Regions from separate parts of the Homo sapiens genome. Here region 1 is linked to region 2. The links are chromatin loops, found by intact Hi-C in ENCODE. Cell type or tissue: endothelial cell of umbilical vein. All regions are shown on one strand.

Region 1 (8,000 bases), 460 kb after region 2:
TTTTTTTTCTGATTATGTTACCAATTTGGTATTGTTCTGACTCCAGTGTTCCTTTGAACATCTCCATCAATTTTTCAGGATTCTTTTGCTTTCCAACACAGTACAATATTTCAAATTCACCTTGAACTTTCCTTGCTCCAAATTTATAATCAACTGTTTATCAAAGAAATTCATTTTAAAAATTATTTGTGTATTTATTTAAAAGTAAGGGGTGGTATTTAGACACCAAGATCTGGGTGTTGGGAGAGAGACAGTTCTGTGCAGGTCTCTCACATTTCTGTGCACCTTGTGAGGGAGGGAGTCCCAGCTCTTTGTTCAATTTTAGACCTGCATAATACTGCATCTTGTTTATTCAACCAGGTTCCTATGCATGGGCATTTTGATCGTTCCTAATATTTTACTATTATCAGTAATGCCATATTGAATAACCTTTTGTTTTGGGTGAGGTATACCTTCAGGGTAAATTCCTAGAAGTAAAAATGCTGGAACAAAGAATAAATGCACATGCAATTTGCTAATACCCTCCTAATAGATTACATCATCTTGTAGTGCCATGTAAAAAGTTTGAGAGTGCCCTGTTCATTTCTCCTTAATGGTGTGTATGGAAAAGCTCCTGAATTTTTGCCTATCTAAAACGTGAAAAATTGTGTTAGTATTTGGCATTTCTAATTATATGTGAAATTATGCATCTTTTCATGTGGGGGGAAATCGGTGTGATTGTTATACATATGCATATGTCAAAGCTCATCAAGTTAAATATTTTAAATGTGTGCCACTTATTGTATGTCAATTATAGCTAAATAACACTTTTTTTAGTTTAAAAAATTAAGGAGTGAAAAGAGACTAAAACCCCAAAAGAAAAATGAAAAGACAGGAGCAGGCAGTTAAAAAAGAGACAGATAAATAAATACTCTTTAATGATATGCCTTAAAATTATGGCATAAATTTAAATTTTTAAAAAATTTCTTTCTGTGAAACTTAACAGGAAAATTACAGTGTATGCCGTCTCAACCCAAGATAACCAAACACTTTTCACAGATAGAAAAAAGATCATTTGAATAATATAAATATAAGTAATAAAAACAACTTGAAAGTAAATAAACAGGTCATACATAAAATGTAACATGATGAAGATTTATTATATTCTCCAAAGGAGGAAGAAATGGCTTCATAGTGGGTGGCGAAGGAGGATGTGGGGGGTTGGGGAGTCATTCTTTGAAAGGTGCATTCTTTTTTTCTGCATGATCTTCATCAATTTTTTTGACTTTAGGGAGATCACAATTATTTGCACTCAAATTACACTTAAAAATAAAGTTTATAGGCCGGGCGCGGTGGCTCACGCCTGTAATTCCAGCACTTTGGGAGGCCGAGGTGGGCGGATCACGAGGTCAGGAGATCCCAGACCATCCTGGCTAACATGGTGAAACCCCGTGCAGTTCCAGCTACTCGGGAGGCTGAGGCGGGACAATGGCGTGAACCCGCGAGGCGGAGCTTGCAGTGAGCCAAGATCGCGCCACTGCACTCCAGCCTGGGCGACGGTGCGAGACTCCGTCTCAAAATAAATAAATAAATAAATAAATAAATAAATAAATAAATAAAAAATAAAGTTTATAACAGTTAAGGCCGCCTTCAAAGAAAAATACAGGGTAGACATTACAGTGCTTTGAAACACACGGAAACAGCTAATGTGTAGCGCAAACTGCAGAGCATAGATCTGTTGGCATAGGTCCACACAGAAAAATATTTTTGGACCATCCAGACGTGGAACTCAATTCAAATTTGCTCCATTTTGAAATTTCCTGACTAGAAATGTATTGAGTAAAATGGTGACTTTTTCTAAAATTGTAATATTGAAATATCAGTTTTTACAGTAAATCTACTTAGCATGTTTTTTTGGGAAAGGTAATTATAACAAGAAAAAAAAAAACCCAGATAATGTGAAAGTCAGTATAACTTTTCAAGAGGTATGATGGTAAAAATGTCATTGAAATCAACAATCATTATATAAACTGAGCTTGTATTTCAATGCTACTATTCTAATGGATAAGAAAAGCTGAAATTATCATGTCTAAGTAAGTAGTTTACTTTGGTAGAGGTACTGATGATTCATCAAATATACTGCTCTTGTAGACACTAAACACTTCTAAATCTGGTTATCACATGCTTTCTTTCATGTTTTAACTCAGAACCTTGATTTATGCTTTCCATTGTTTTTGGATAAAATCCAAATTTCCTGATTCTGTTGAAAGAGCCTCCACAATTTGGTTCTCACAAATCTCTTCAGGTCTTCTATTTTCACCCTTCCTCTAGAGCTCTGTGTTTTAGCTATGTTGAAATGGTTTTACCTTCTAGAATTTGACCTACTTTATCTCACCCAAAGGCCTTTTAAAACCTGTTTGCTCACATTAAACACCCTACCTTTTATCCTGATTTGATGGTTACACAATATATACATGTATCTAAATATCGTGTGGTACCCTATTAACTATGTAAAATTATTATATGTCAATAAAAATAAAATAAGCATAAAAACCCCAACCCTGCCTTTTGTTCTTTGCCTCATTCTCTCCTACTGAGGAGTCTCAGCTTAAATTTCAATTCTTTGGAAGGTCTTCCGTGTCCCCAGATTAGGTTAGCCCTTAGGTTCCCTTGCTGGGTGCTTCCAGAGTACTGTGTATTTCCTTAATTACAATAGCTTTTATTATAATGCTTGCTTCATTGAATGCCTTCTGAACTTTCAAGGGCAGGTACTATGAATGTCTTATTTATTCCTGTCTCTTCAGCATATAGCAAGATCTCTGTAAGTATTTCTTGGATGGATGAATAAATAAAAATGTATACGAACTATGCCATTAAATATACACTTTTAATATACTGTTGTCAACTCTGTCAGTTAAAAATTGGGGGCTTTTAACCCTATCATTAACATTTTTATTACAAAAATATATTTATATTTATCTGTTTCTATTTCCCTGCAATGAGAAGGACAGAATTCTGAAGCATAGACACAGAATAAATAATGCCTCCTTGCTGTTACAATTTACTTGGAAAAAGCATGTCTACTTTATAAACATTGTTATTTTTATCCTATACTTTCTGATTGGCACAGGACAGATATTAAAAATATTATACTTTATAACCTGAAACGTGTTTTTTAAACTTAATTTTTTTTTGCTTTTTAAATATATATATTTTCAGAAACTCATTGCTTGCTAACTGAAACCTGTTTTAAAGCAATACATTTTCTATAGAGAAGGTATTTTGGATAAAAAGAATGATGACGTAGCAAGTTAGAGATTCGGGAGAGCATTTTAAGTAGTTCAATTTGTTTAAGTATTGAATATGAAATTTAAATCACATTTTACTCTTTCCTTTAAAAGTATACAAATGTTTAAAACAATATTATTAAAAACTTTATTTTAGATATTTAACAATATTGGAATTGGTTGCTTTATATTAACATTGCAGTTTTAGCTAGTCCATGGTATTTGGAAAAAAATCAGGTTTACAATGGTGATAAATATAATGCAAAAGTCTTAAAATGATTTAAAATGATGACTTAAGAGTTGTGAAATAATCAGCCTAAGCCTGTATTAAATTAAGAAGTTTCCTCTTTTAGTTTTGAAAAGCAAAAGGGCTCCACCTGGTGTTGAATGAAACTATAGACTTTTTAAAATGATTTGATGATTTTACATTTTCTAAAAATTGAAATTCAAAATGCTTTTCTCGATTTTCTGTTTATAGTAATGCTATTGATATTGTTCCAAAATTACAGGGACTTAGTTCTTTTATGAAGTAATTAATGTATGTCTGATAAAAAATGTTTCCTTTAACATTTTAAAAGATTTTAGAGAAACTTCTCTCATGCACCTTCCCTTCATCCTATCTTTGGCAGGCATGAAAATGCACCTCACAGACAGAGCACCCAGCTGCTGTGCTTTGAAGTCAGCCACACCTCCCATTCATTGCTGTTACCAATGGACTGACTGAATGCTGTGGCGATACTGAGGCCGTCTTAGTCCCGGAAGACAGGTGGGGCTCCTTTGTCCACCGCTTAGGCTGGAGTACTTCCCCATGGCTTTGACAAACAATCCTTAGACTGCAGAGTAGTGTAGGATTCTTCCATTCAACCTTCTCTCCCTCATCCTGGGGTCAGACTTGGATGCAGTCCGACAGCTGTCCCAGCCTTTCCTAGCTCCTTCTTTATTTCTTTTTACACAGGCATTTCCCACTATTAAAATCCTGACATATTTAATCCTGTCTTTGTATCTGTTTCTCTGAGGTCCTGGGCTAACACAATTTCCCTTCTGGAACTTTTATGAAAAATGAGCAAGTGGAGACATTGATCTTATTTTCTAATATCTGGGTGATCTACTATTTGGTTCTTATGCATTAAATTAGATTTTGAAATCTTAAACTCAGGTCCGGGTCTCTTTGAGCTTTGCTAATTAGTGCATGGTGTGGAAAAGCTCATGTGTCCTAGGGAACCACTTGACACTTTGATGCTCCATGGCATCAAAGCATGAAGAATGAAATAAAATGGTATAATTATTTTGTATTTTAACTATAAGATCTCAAAGGATGTTATAGTTAAAATTCAAAGTAATTATACTATTTACATGATATAACTATATACCATATAAGGTATAAAGGCTCTCTGTGATCCTTTAATTCTCCAGGATCTCAGAGAAACAGATGCAAAGACAGGATTAATAAATATAAATAAATTTATATAATAAAAATATTAAAGATAGGGTCAAAAGCCTCCAATTTTTAACTGATAGAGTTGACCAAAGTATATTAAAATAATATACTTAATTACTTAATTTAGTCAGCATGTTATTGTTTGCACTAGTCACAAGGGCTTTTGGACAAGAGTGATGATAAATCAATGCAAATCCAACATCGCTTCTAGAAAAATGCCTTCTCATGCCTGTAATTCCAGCACTTTGGGAAGCTGAGGTGGGTGGATAACCTGAGGTCGGGAGTTCGAGACCAGCCTGACCAACATGGAGAAACCTCATCTCTACTAAAATACAAAATTAGCCAGGTGTGGTGGTGCATGCCTGTAATCCCAGCTACTCGGGAGGCTGAGGCAGGAGAATCACTTGAACCTGGGAGGCGGAGGTTGTGGTGAGCCGAGATCGTGCCATTGCACTCCAGCCTGGGCAACAAGAGCAAAACTCCATCTCAAAAAAAAAAAAAATTTTTTTTTTACTGATGAAGAGAAGGACTTTAATGTCATTTTAACCCACACAACAAATCATATTTAGTGTTATTTTTCAATATTAAGTGCTGGTGATGATGCAAATGCATATTCAGATTTGTTGGCTCTCATTGAAATGGGATATACATTATTGGAGTATCCTAGAGAATAATCAACTATGTGAAGTGAAAGACACTTCAGTTCCTGATAGAAAGGCAATAAGCACCAGTAACTTGCGATTTCTGGAAACTGCCCAGGGATCTTGTGTCATTCCATGTGCTTGGTTTGCTTCTATCTCACTGATATTTACACTAAGAGGTTAATGCAACTCTAGGAAAATAAAACCTCAGATTACTTTGTAGTATAAGAGAATGGAAAGAAACCATAGCCTGGGAGGTAGAATATCTGCATCTGAGTCTTGGCTTCACTTACCTTGGGTAAGCCACTTACCTTCGTTAAACTTCCCTTTCCTTATCTGTAAGATGGGGCTATAACTCTCTGACTCCCATTCACATGGTCATAAGGCTTAAATGAAATAACCCACTTGAGAACACTCAGTAAACTAAAGCACATTGCATTTTTAAGGTTTATATAATCATAGTTTAATTGTATTTCTAATAAAATTATCTGCTAAAAATATAAGTAGGTATTCTGATCTTTCATAGGAATTTTGACATTTATAGTACATGTAAAGATATTTAAGTAAAAATTTTCTGAAACAACTATTTAAATAAACAAATATGTTTTAAAATAGATCTTATTTTGCTTTGCTTCTTTCATGTAAAATACATAGATTATTTACTAATAAAGACAAATATTATAACTTAGCTACCTTTTGGTAGGTTAAAAATGGAAACAAAACTAAGTGTAAATTTGAATTGCATGAAAGATCTGGAGAGACAGAGAGGTTAATTCTCTCCCTTCAATTTTTGAGGCAGTGGTGGAGGAAACACATTTTTATAGAACCTGACAATTAAAGCACAGAATGAAAGAAGACATCTTTGTTTATCTGTAGACCTGAGCAATGAATAATATTTTTGTTTTAATTTTTTTATTGTGCTCTTTTATAGGTTTTCATGAAAGTAAATTAATAATGTAACATCTCCACAAATCCTGTTTTAAAACTGTAGCTGATAATGTTCTTACATGATAAAATATTGTCCATAAATTATTCATTTGTAGTTAAAATACAAAATAATTATTCCACTTAATTTTGTTCTTCATGCTTTATGCAACCACTTAACTGTGATAAGTATAACACTGTTATTATGAAGTAGTTTAATTAGGCATCCTTATTCTGGTTAACTTAAGCAAAAAGAGGAAAAAATGAGCTACTGATATTTCACACAGACTCCAAGGAAAAGCTGAACATCTAGGCCTTGGGAAGTGCAGGAACAGGAGGCTCTGAGGTCTAGGGAGAAACTTTTCATCCCCTCTTTGCTCTGCCTAAGATACTCCTTAAGTTAAAGTCTGGGTAAGGTTGCACTCTGAGCCCATTCCTTGGTCCTGAAGAAAGTAAAATACCTTCCGTGAAATGCCAGTTTTGTGCAATACAAGAGGGGTGGTCCCCAAAAGAAAGTGAAGGGATGCTGGGCAAGAAAATAACAGATACTCACTACTTGATGTAGTCAACTCAAATATTTTCCAATGACTTTTTTCATTTGTGACAGTTATAATCACTTTCCTTAGTTTCTAAGATGACATGCACTATCTGTTAAGTCATGACAAGCTCAGATATTCACCAACATGGTTTTTGATGTTCGTTTCTTCTCTCTAAGCAAATGCTACACTAGATAGACCAGGCACTGGTGCTTATCACTGAGGTATTGGTATTTTTTTATTCTTGGGATTGTATATTCTTGAAATGATTGCTGCCGTGTAAAGTTAAGTCAAGGCACACTGGAAAATTGCAGGCTTGGCGAGTGTCCAGGTAAATGGTATTCTTTACTGCTTCCCTATGGCCATTATTAACAGGATGACTTGAGCAGAGGCAGCAGATGCCCGTGGGAATAGTGTTTTATCTTCTAGAGATAGAAGCTCTGTGTATGCATGCTCATGGACAGGGCACAGGTATGGCTTTTGGGACAAAATATGTGTATTTGCTGCTTTGAGAATGACTTCTTCTTTCAGAGGCCAATGTGGGAGGATTGCTTGATCCAGGAGTTCGACCCAGCCTGGGAAACATAGCAAGACTCTGTCTTTACAAAAAATAAAAAATGAGCTGGGCATGGTGATGTGCACCTGTAATTCCAGCTATCTGGGAAGCTGAGATGGGAGGATCCTTTGAACCCAGGAGTTCAAGCCTGCAGTGAGCCATGATCGCGCTGCTGCATTCTAGCCTGGATGACAGAGCAAGATCCTGTCTCAAAAAAAGACTTCTATAGGTACTTTAGTTTAGAGTTAGCTAGAAAATTAGTACTAGAAATGAGGCTTGATGTATGTTTCACATCTGAAAAACTCTCAGGAAATCTCTGATTTCTATCACCATTATGTATACATTACAATAATATCTGTTGTTTAGATTGGACAATATGTATTGCTACTCTTATTTTTTATTACATTTGAGACATTTTACATATTCAGATTCTGTTTTTTATAATTTACTTTTTAAATAGTTATAAAAATATCATTTAAATATATAATTTATCTTTCTGTTATTAAAACAGATATTCTAGCAAGAAACACTAGAGGGCATTCACTGCTTTGTTCAAAGACATTGGTCCACTTTATATGCAGCTGTTCATATGTGATGCAATTTGTTAATATGCTTGAGAAATTAAGTATGAAAATTTTC
Region 2 (8,000 bases):
CTCCCAGGGAGCTAAAACTACAGGCACACACTACCATGTATGGCTTCGAAGTTTTAAAATCTATGATACTGGTTTTATGATCAACAAAGAGTTCCTACTTGGTAATTCACTTAATTGTCTGTAAGTCTAGAAGTAGAGAGGTGAAACAGCAAATAAGATGATTCACTAGGGTTTTCTTTCTTTGCTAAATTTTAGAGTGCTTGCCACTGGGCTTTAAAAAAGAAAAAAAAGAAAAACTTTATGAGGTCTTCACTTAACCATGTTCTCTTTAGTTAGTAATAGGAGTAAACAAACAGCTCTTTATAGCGAGGAAGGAATTATGCCAATATTAAATCCAGAGCAAACTTTTTTTCTGCAAGTGTCAAAATTTATCAACAATTAATGAGGAGTATTTCTGTGCAAAGGCAAATGAATGAATTAACTCAACACATATCTCCCTCTTTGGAGAGTTCCTCTGAAGAAATGTTAACATAACATAATGGGTGCTTGTAACAATCACCGTACTTTTTTTTTTTTTTTTTTTGAGACTGAGTCTTGCTCTGTCACCCAGGCTGGAATACAGTGGCTCAGTCTTGGCTCACTGCAACCTCCGTCTCCCGGGTTCAAGCGATTCTCCTGCCTCAACCTCCTGAGTAGCTGGTATTACAGGCACGCACCACCATATCCGGCTAATTTTTGTATTTTTAGTAGAGACGGGGTTTCGCCATGTTGGCCAGGCTGATCTCGAACTCCTGACCTCAGGTGATCCACCCGCCTCGGCCTCCCAAAGTGCTGGGATTACAGGCGTGTGCCACCGCGCACAGCCAATCGCCTTACATTTATACCACCTCTTCATCGCATTTGATCCTCACAAGCCAGTAAACACGCTCAAATATTTCTTGTTCTGCTGCTAACCTTTAATTTTAAATAAAAATGAAGACTTGCAAGTAAACAGCTGTCATTTGCATATAAAAAGTTCAAGTCATTTACAACTTAATTTAGAAAGATACGGTTTTGTTTTTTTGTGTTTTTTTTTGAGACGGAGTTTCGCTCCTGTTGCCCAGGCTGGAGTGCAGTGGCGCGATCTCGGCTCACTGCAACCTCTGCCTCCCGGGTTCAAGCGATTCTCCTGCCTCAGCCTCCCCAGTAGCCGGGATTACAGGCATGCGCCACCACGCCAGGTTAATTTTGTATTTATAGTACAGACAAGGTTTCTCCATGTTAGTCAGGATGGTCTTGAACTCCTGACCTCAGGTGATCCACCTGCCTCGGCCTCCCAAAGTGCTGGGATTACAGGCGTGAGCCACCGCGCCCGGCCAGATACTGCTTTTTGTCATGGTTTTTATTTCCATTTTAACTTTTTTTTTTTTTTTTTTTTTTTTTTTTTTGAGAGTGGGTCTCACTCTGCCGACCAGGCTGGAGTGCAGTGGCGCGATCTCGGCTCACTGCAACCTCCACCTCCCGGGTTCAAGCGATTCTCCCTGCCTCAGCCTCTCAAGTAGGTGAGATTACAGGCGCCCGCCACCACGCCTGGCTAATGATCGTATTTCTAGTAGAGACGGGGTTTCGCCATATTGGCCAGCCTGGTCTCGAACTCCTCACCTCAGGTGATCCGCCCGCCTCGGCCTCCCAAAGTGCTGGGATTACAGGCGTGAGCCACCGCGCCGGCCCATTTTTACTTTCTTAAGTTGCAGTTACTACAATCAAAATAAAGCACCGACGGCCATACAGCATTGGTCAGCATTCAAATATAGTGGCATAATCTTATCTCCTCTAAAGGGAAGGAGAGCTGACAATGTTAGAAAACCATTTACCTAACGTGCAATCCACGCTCGCATGTCAACTATCCTATTTCAATTATTTTCCAGCACACTTATAACTTAAAGCACTTTATTTTTTTTAATTATACTTAAAGTTTTAGGGTACATGTGCACAACGTGCAGGTTACACATGTATACATGTGCAGCCATGTTGGTGTGCTGCACCCATCAACTCGTCATTTAACATTAGGTATATCTCCTAATGCTATCCCTCCCCCCTCCCCCCATAAAGCACTTTAAAAACCACATTTAAAGTCTCATTTTTAATATGACTGCTCAGCAGTGTTTTGAAAACCTTTTTTCATCTTATTTCACAAAAGACTACAATCGCGCTTCCACTTACGAATAAATCCCCTTGCTCTGACTTGCTTCAATCCTTTTATGTAAAAAAAAAAAAAAAAAAGTCTACCAAAACTTTCCCATACGAAGCACTGCAGTATCTAAAGTTAGCTACTTTCCCAAGTCACTAACACTGGGGACAAAACACAATCGCAACCGCGCCAGCAGGGATGCGCCGCCAAGCTACCACCTCCGTGCCCCCATCAGGCAAGGAGAACCTGAGGTCCCACCTCTTCCTGCCGCTCCCTTCCCAGATGCCCATGTCTGTAAATAGGCAGAGTGAATGACACCTTGGAACAAATTACCTCCGACTGACAGGGAGGGGAGGCCTGCCGTTACCCGGGCCTGGTGCCCGCTACCGCCGCCACGCGCCGGCAAGTCCCGCAAGTCGCCCCTGCCCGCACCCTGCCAGTGCCCAACGCAGAGCAACCACAGACCTGCCTCCAGGGTTTCCAGCGGGGGCGGTGGCGGACCTGTCGTGTCTGGGGACAGGTGCTGGGGAGGCTTTTTGGTCCAGGGATTTCCCTTAGGCGGCAGCAGCGGCGGCTGCCGCTTTTCCGCAGGGCCAGCTGCCACCTCTTCCCGGGCGTCCTCGGCCGGCGGATCCCGCAGCAACGGCGGCAACGGCGACGGCGGCGGCGGTGGCGGTGGCGGCTCCCCGCCGAAAGGGCCCCCGGGCCCACGCGCCTTGTGCGCCAGGTGCAGCGCCAGGGGCCTCACGGGGACAGCCGCCTGGGGCACGCTGCGTCCCAGCACCAGCGCCGGCGACGGCTCTCCCCGCGCCCCAGCGCTAGTGGCGGCCGCGGCCCTCTCCTCCCTCGCCGCCTCTTTGCCCTCACATTCGGGCGGGGGCGGCTGCTCGGCCGGCCGGTTCGCCGCGGCCAACAGCGACTCCCTCTCAGCAGTCACCGCGGGCGGATCCTCCCGAGAATGGGCGGCGGGCATCGGGGCGCGAGTAGACATCGTCCCTCTGCCCCAGCCGCCCCAGCCGGGGTGGCCCCGAGGCCAGGGAACCCGACTGCCCGTCTCTCCGCCGGGACACCGGCCGGCTCCAACTGGGGACAGACAACCCGAGAGCCCGGCGGCCGTGGCCGCCGCTGCCGCCGCCCGCCGAGGCCGCGCAGCGCCCGGCGTGACGCCCCTCCCCGCACCGAACGGAGCGCCAACCGCCCGCCGGCCCCGTCCTCTCCGCGACGCACGCCCCGAGCCCGCCACCACGCGCCGGGAGCCGCAGCCGGGAGCCGCGAGCCCTCACCTGGCGCAGGGCAGCCGCGGAGGCGCAGCACGCCGAGGCCGAGGAGCTTTACCCGAGTTGGGGAGGCGCGAGCAGCCAAAGCTGGTAACTGCCCGCGGAGGCGTGGAGACGGCGAAGAGGGGCGGCCCGAGAGCACGGGGCGGGGCCTCCCTGAGGAGCGTGACGTGGCTACTCACCGGGTCCTTCTCTCGCCGGGCCTCCCGCGGGAGCTGACGGATTCGCCCGCCCGGGTGCCGCCCGGCCCGAGGGTCTGCCCCGCCCCAGCTGCCCTCCGAGTGCGAGGGAGGACGAAGGGGACGACTCCCGGCTCACTGGCTGAGGCCGCCCCGACTGCAGGCTCAGGGGCGGAGCGCGCACCAGGCCTCTGTGGCTCGCGGCTGGCTCGCGGCCTGCCCCCGCGGCGACGGCGGCCAAGGGCCTGGGCGGGCCGCGCACATGGCGCTGGGAGGACCGAGCGCTCGATTTGCCCTTAGGCCCTAAAGCTGGGTCGCAGCTAGGCTAAGGGAGGGGACGCGGTGTCGACCCCCGGCCTGGGGCAGCTCCCAAGTGAAGTGGGCTCCGCGGCCCGGCCGCTTGGCCCGCTGGCGCCCGGCGCCTCCCCCAGGTGAAAGTTGCCTCCTGGCGCCTCGGGGCACCGCGATCACCTGTAATCTTGAGCCACGTCCCAGATGAAGGGGGAGTTACCTCTCGGTAACTGTTTAGGAAACCTTTGCCCCAGCGTTCGGCTTAGTGCGCTTCCCCGCCCGCATTCCCACCCACCAACTAAAAGAGTTCTAAAGCGTTCCTGAGTAAATTAAATAGTATTTCGCCGGCTTTTAAAATTTTTTGTTACCTGTTTCTTTAATTTGGGTAAATAGCACTTAATTACAAATTAACCATATTCCCAATAGGTTTTTTCTTCCTGGAATGGATGTTAAAATGGTACAAAGACGTTTTGATAATAAATCGGATACGAGCTTTCTACTTGGCACTCACATTCACTTAGAGATGATACTCGTTTCATTTTTGAGTCAGTGTTTGTGTCCTGGTGCAAGGTGGCTGAGAGCAGGTTCCGCCGCTGATTTTTTTCCGAGCCCCCCACCAACCCCATAGCCTTGTTAAATAAATTATCTGTGCTCGCCTTATGTTTGGGCTTTCAACCCCCACCCCCCACCCCACGCCCAATAAGTCGCTTCAATTACATTCAACTTGACGTTAATATTTTTTGCTTACTCAAAAGCCGTATTCGGCACAAATAATTTTCCTAAGGCTAATAACCTATTCATACATAACAGCTATAAACAATAAGGGTTTTCTTGTTTTCCGTGTCAGTGATCTCCAGTTTGCCCAACCCTAAGCAACCTGGCGAACCTTGTTGCAATTAAAAGGGGATTGTACTTCCACCTATATTCCCATCCATCTTTACTAGCTCTGTTATTAGTGGCGCTTTGTATTTTTTATTGGTGGTGGTGATGGTGGTGGTGGTGGTGGTTTGAGACAGAGTCTCACTCTATTGCCCAGGCTGGAGTACAGTGGCGTGATCTCGGCTAACTGCAACCTCTGCCTCCCAGGCTCAAGAGATGCTCCTGCCTTAGCTTCCTGAGTAGCTGGGATTACAGGCGCGCCACTACCACCCGGCTAATTTTTGTATTTTTAGTAGAGACGGGGTTTCATCAGGTTGGCCAGGCTGGTCTTGAACTCCTGACCTCAAATGATCCACCCGCCTCGGCTTCCCAAAGTGCTGGGATTACAGGCATGAGCCACCGCGCCCGGCATTTTTTTTTTTTTAAGAGGTAGTCTCTCTCTGTCGCCCAAGCTAGAGTGCAGTGGCGCGATCGCGGCTCACTGCAACCTCTGCCTCCCGGGTTCAAGCGATTCTCATGCCTCAGCCTCCCGAGTAGCTGAGATTACAGGCGCCCACCACCACACCCGGCTAATTTTTGTATTTTTGGTAGAGACGGTGTTTCACCATGTTGGCCAGGCTGGTCTCGAACTCCTGGCCTCAAGTCATCCCCCCACCTTGGCCTCTCAAAGTGCTGGGATTACAGGCGTGAGCCACCACGCCTAGCCTCACACCTCTGTAAAGTGTCCTTTTAATAATAAACTTAAAATTCCAAAATTTGAGCGTTCCGTCTGATTTTAGTTTCATCTGACTGACCCAATTTGCTGTAATTAACCTCTATCTTGTTACTTCATTCTGCCTCTGCAGCTACGTGCCAGACTCTTCCTCTGCTTCATAGTTCAAAATTAAGGATAAAAGACTGCTTGACCCTACTTATTTTTTCCAGCCAGATTATACAATTCATTAGCCAATCTGTGGATTATCTGCCCTTGGGTAGGGTGTTCACCTGGTCTGGAAGAACAAATTATTTGGTTCAAAACACTGCCATCAGCCAGGCGAGGTGGCTCACGCCTGTAATCCCAGCACTTTGGGAGGCCAAGGCTGGCGGATCACGAGGTCAGGAGTTCCAGACTAGCCTGGCCAACACAGTGAAACCCCGTCTCTACTAAAAATACAAAAATTTAGCTGGGTGTGGTGTCGTGCTGCGATTACAGGTGCCTGCCACCACACCCAGCTAATTTTTGAATTTTTAGTAGAGAAGGGGTTTTCACCATCTTGGCCAGGCTGCTCTCAAACTCCTGACCTCAAGTGATCCACTCACCTCGGCCTCCCAAAGTGCTGGGATTACAGGCGTGAGCCACACACCCAGCCATAAATATCTTTCTTTTTTTGTTTCTTTGTTGGTTTTTTTTTTTTTTTTTTTGAGCTGGAGTCCAGGCTAGAGTGCAGTGGCATGATTTCGGCTAACTGCAACCTCTGCCTCCCAGGTTCAAGAGATTCTCCTGCCTCAGCCTCCCGAGTAGCTGGGACTACAGGCATGCGCTGCCATGCCCAGCTAAGTTTTTGTATTTTCAGTAGAGACGGAGTTTCACCTTGTTGCCCAGGCTGGTGTCGACCTCCTGAGCTCAGGTGATCTGCCCCCGCTTGGCCTCCCAAAGTGCTGGAATTACAGGCGTGAGCCACCGCGCCTGGCCTGTTGAAAGAGGCCTCTTTCTGTTGCCTCACTCTGTTGCCTAGGCTGGAGTGCAGTGGTACGATTTTGGCTCACTACAGCCTCTTCCTCCTGGGTTCAAGCGATTCTCCTGGCATGTGCCACCATGCCTGACTAATTTTTCTTTTTTTGAGATGTAGTCTCACTCTGTTGCCCAGGCTGGAGTGCGGTGGCAGGATCTTAGCTCACTGCAAGCTCCACCTCCCAGGTTCAAGCAATTCTCCTGCCTCAGCCTCCCTAGTAGCTGGGACTACAGGCATGCACCACCATGCCCAGCTAATTTTTTGTATTTTTAGTAGAGACAGGGTTTCACCATATTGACCAGGCTGGTCTTGAACTCCTCACCTCAAGTGATCCACCCTCCTCAGCCTCCCAAAGTGCTGGGATTACAGGCGTGAGCCACCGCGCCTGTCCCTAATTTTTGTGTTTTTAATAGAGACGGGGTTTCACCATGTTTACCAGCCTGGTCTTGAACTCCTGACCTCAGGTGACCTGCCAGCCTCAGCCTCCCAAGGTGCTGGGATTACAGGTGAGAGCCACCGCCTCTGTCTTGCTCTGTCACCCAGGCTGGAGTGCAGTGGCCCGAACTCAGCTCACTTCAAGCTCCGCCTCCCGGGTTCACGCCATTCTCCTGCCTCAGCCTCCTGAGTACCTGGGACTACAGGCGCCCGCCACCACGCCCAGCTAATTTTTGTATTTTTAGTAGAGATGGGGGTTTCACCATTTTGGCCAGGCTGGTTTCGAACTCATGACCTCAGGTGATCCATCCGCCTCGGCCTCCCAAAGTGCTGGGATTACAGCGTGAGCCACTGCGCTGGGCTATGAAGACATTCTTACATGATCTATTCAGTTCCATTTAACTTTTTAATTTAATTTAATTTTTTTTTTTTTTGAGACAGTCTCGCTGCATCGCCCAGACCGTAGTGCAGTGACGCCGTCTCAGCTCACTGCAACCTCCGCCTCCCGGGTTCAAGCGAGACCCTGTCTCAAAAAAAAAAAAAAAAAGAAAAAGAAAAAGAAAACAGCCAGGCGTGGTGGCTCAAGCCTGTAATCCCAGTGCTTTGGGAGACCAAGGCGGGCGGATCACTTGAGGTCAGGAGTTTGAGACCAGCCTGGCCAACATGGTGAAACCCCGTCTCTACTAAAAATACAAAAATTAGCCGGGTGTGGTGGTGGTGCCTGTAATCCCAGCTACTGGGAATGCTGAGGCAGGAGAATTGCTTGAACCCATGAGGCGGAGGTTGCAGTGAGCCAAGATCACCCCACTGCACTCCAGCCTAGGTGAAAAAGCAAGACTGTCTCAAAACAAACAAACAAAAAAACAAAACAAAAAAAAAAACAAAGCATGAGTAAAGATGAGGTTAGAGAGATAGCCTAAGGCAGAGCCTGCAGGGGCTTCTGGATTATGACAGAATTTGAATTCTATCAGAGCAATGGAAAAACACTGAAAAGATGTAAGAGTTAATACCCCTGTTGCTGTAATACGGAAAATGAAGTGGAATGGGCAGTGACAAAATGCAAAATGTGAAAAACATGAAGTTGTTGTAGTATTCCAAGAATGATATGATGATGGTC

Evidence for each region. A loop is a pair of places that touch in the nucleus more often than their neighbours do. Peaks named below come from ENCODE experiments on the same cell type or tissue, not always from the same donor. Only the 100,000 strongest peaks of a DNase experiment are listed, where the experiment ranks them.
Region 1: it touches region 2 in a loop (4-fold over the local background); 9 of 110 quality-filtered maps call a loop at or near these places.

The regions. Positions count from the first base shown.
Region 1 is chr4:127,601,142-127,609,141 of GRCh38, reverse strand. LOC105377412 (a long non-coding RNA gene) reads left to right here. Exons shown (of 3, transcript XR_939185.3): 3 at 3,896-4,255. Among named protein-coding and RNA genes, the nearest start is that of INTU, 28 kb to the left of the region's middle. RefSeq lists an enhancer at 3,648-4,471. In endothelial cell of umbilical vein, CTCF peaks have their summits at 3,449 and 3,657 (motif pointing left); no DNase peak of the experiment used is centred here; H3K27me3 peaks cover 761 bases.
Region 2 is chr4:128,056,795-128,064,794 of GRCh38, reverse strand. LARP1B (La ribonucleoprotein 1B) reads right to left here and starts at 3,483. Exons shown (of 20, transcript NM_018078.4): 1 at 3,394-3,483. RefSeq lists enhancers at 2,401-3,259, 3,260-4,118 and a silencer at 2,577-4,076. In endothelial cell of umbilical vein, no CTCF peak of the experiment used is centred here; DNase peaks (open chromatin) are centred at 2,364, 3,004 and 3,604; H3K4me3 peaks cover 2,666 bases; H3K27ac peaks cover 2,319 bases.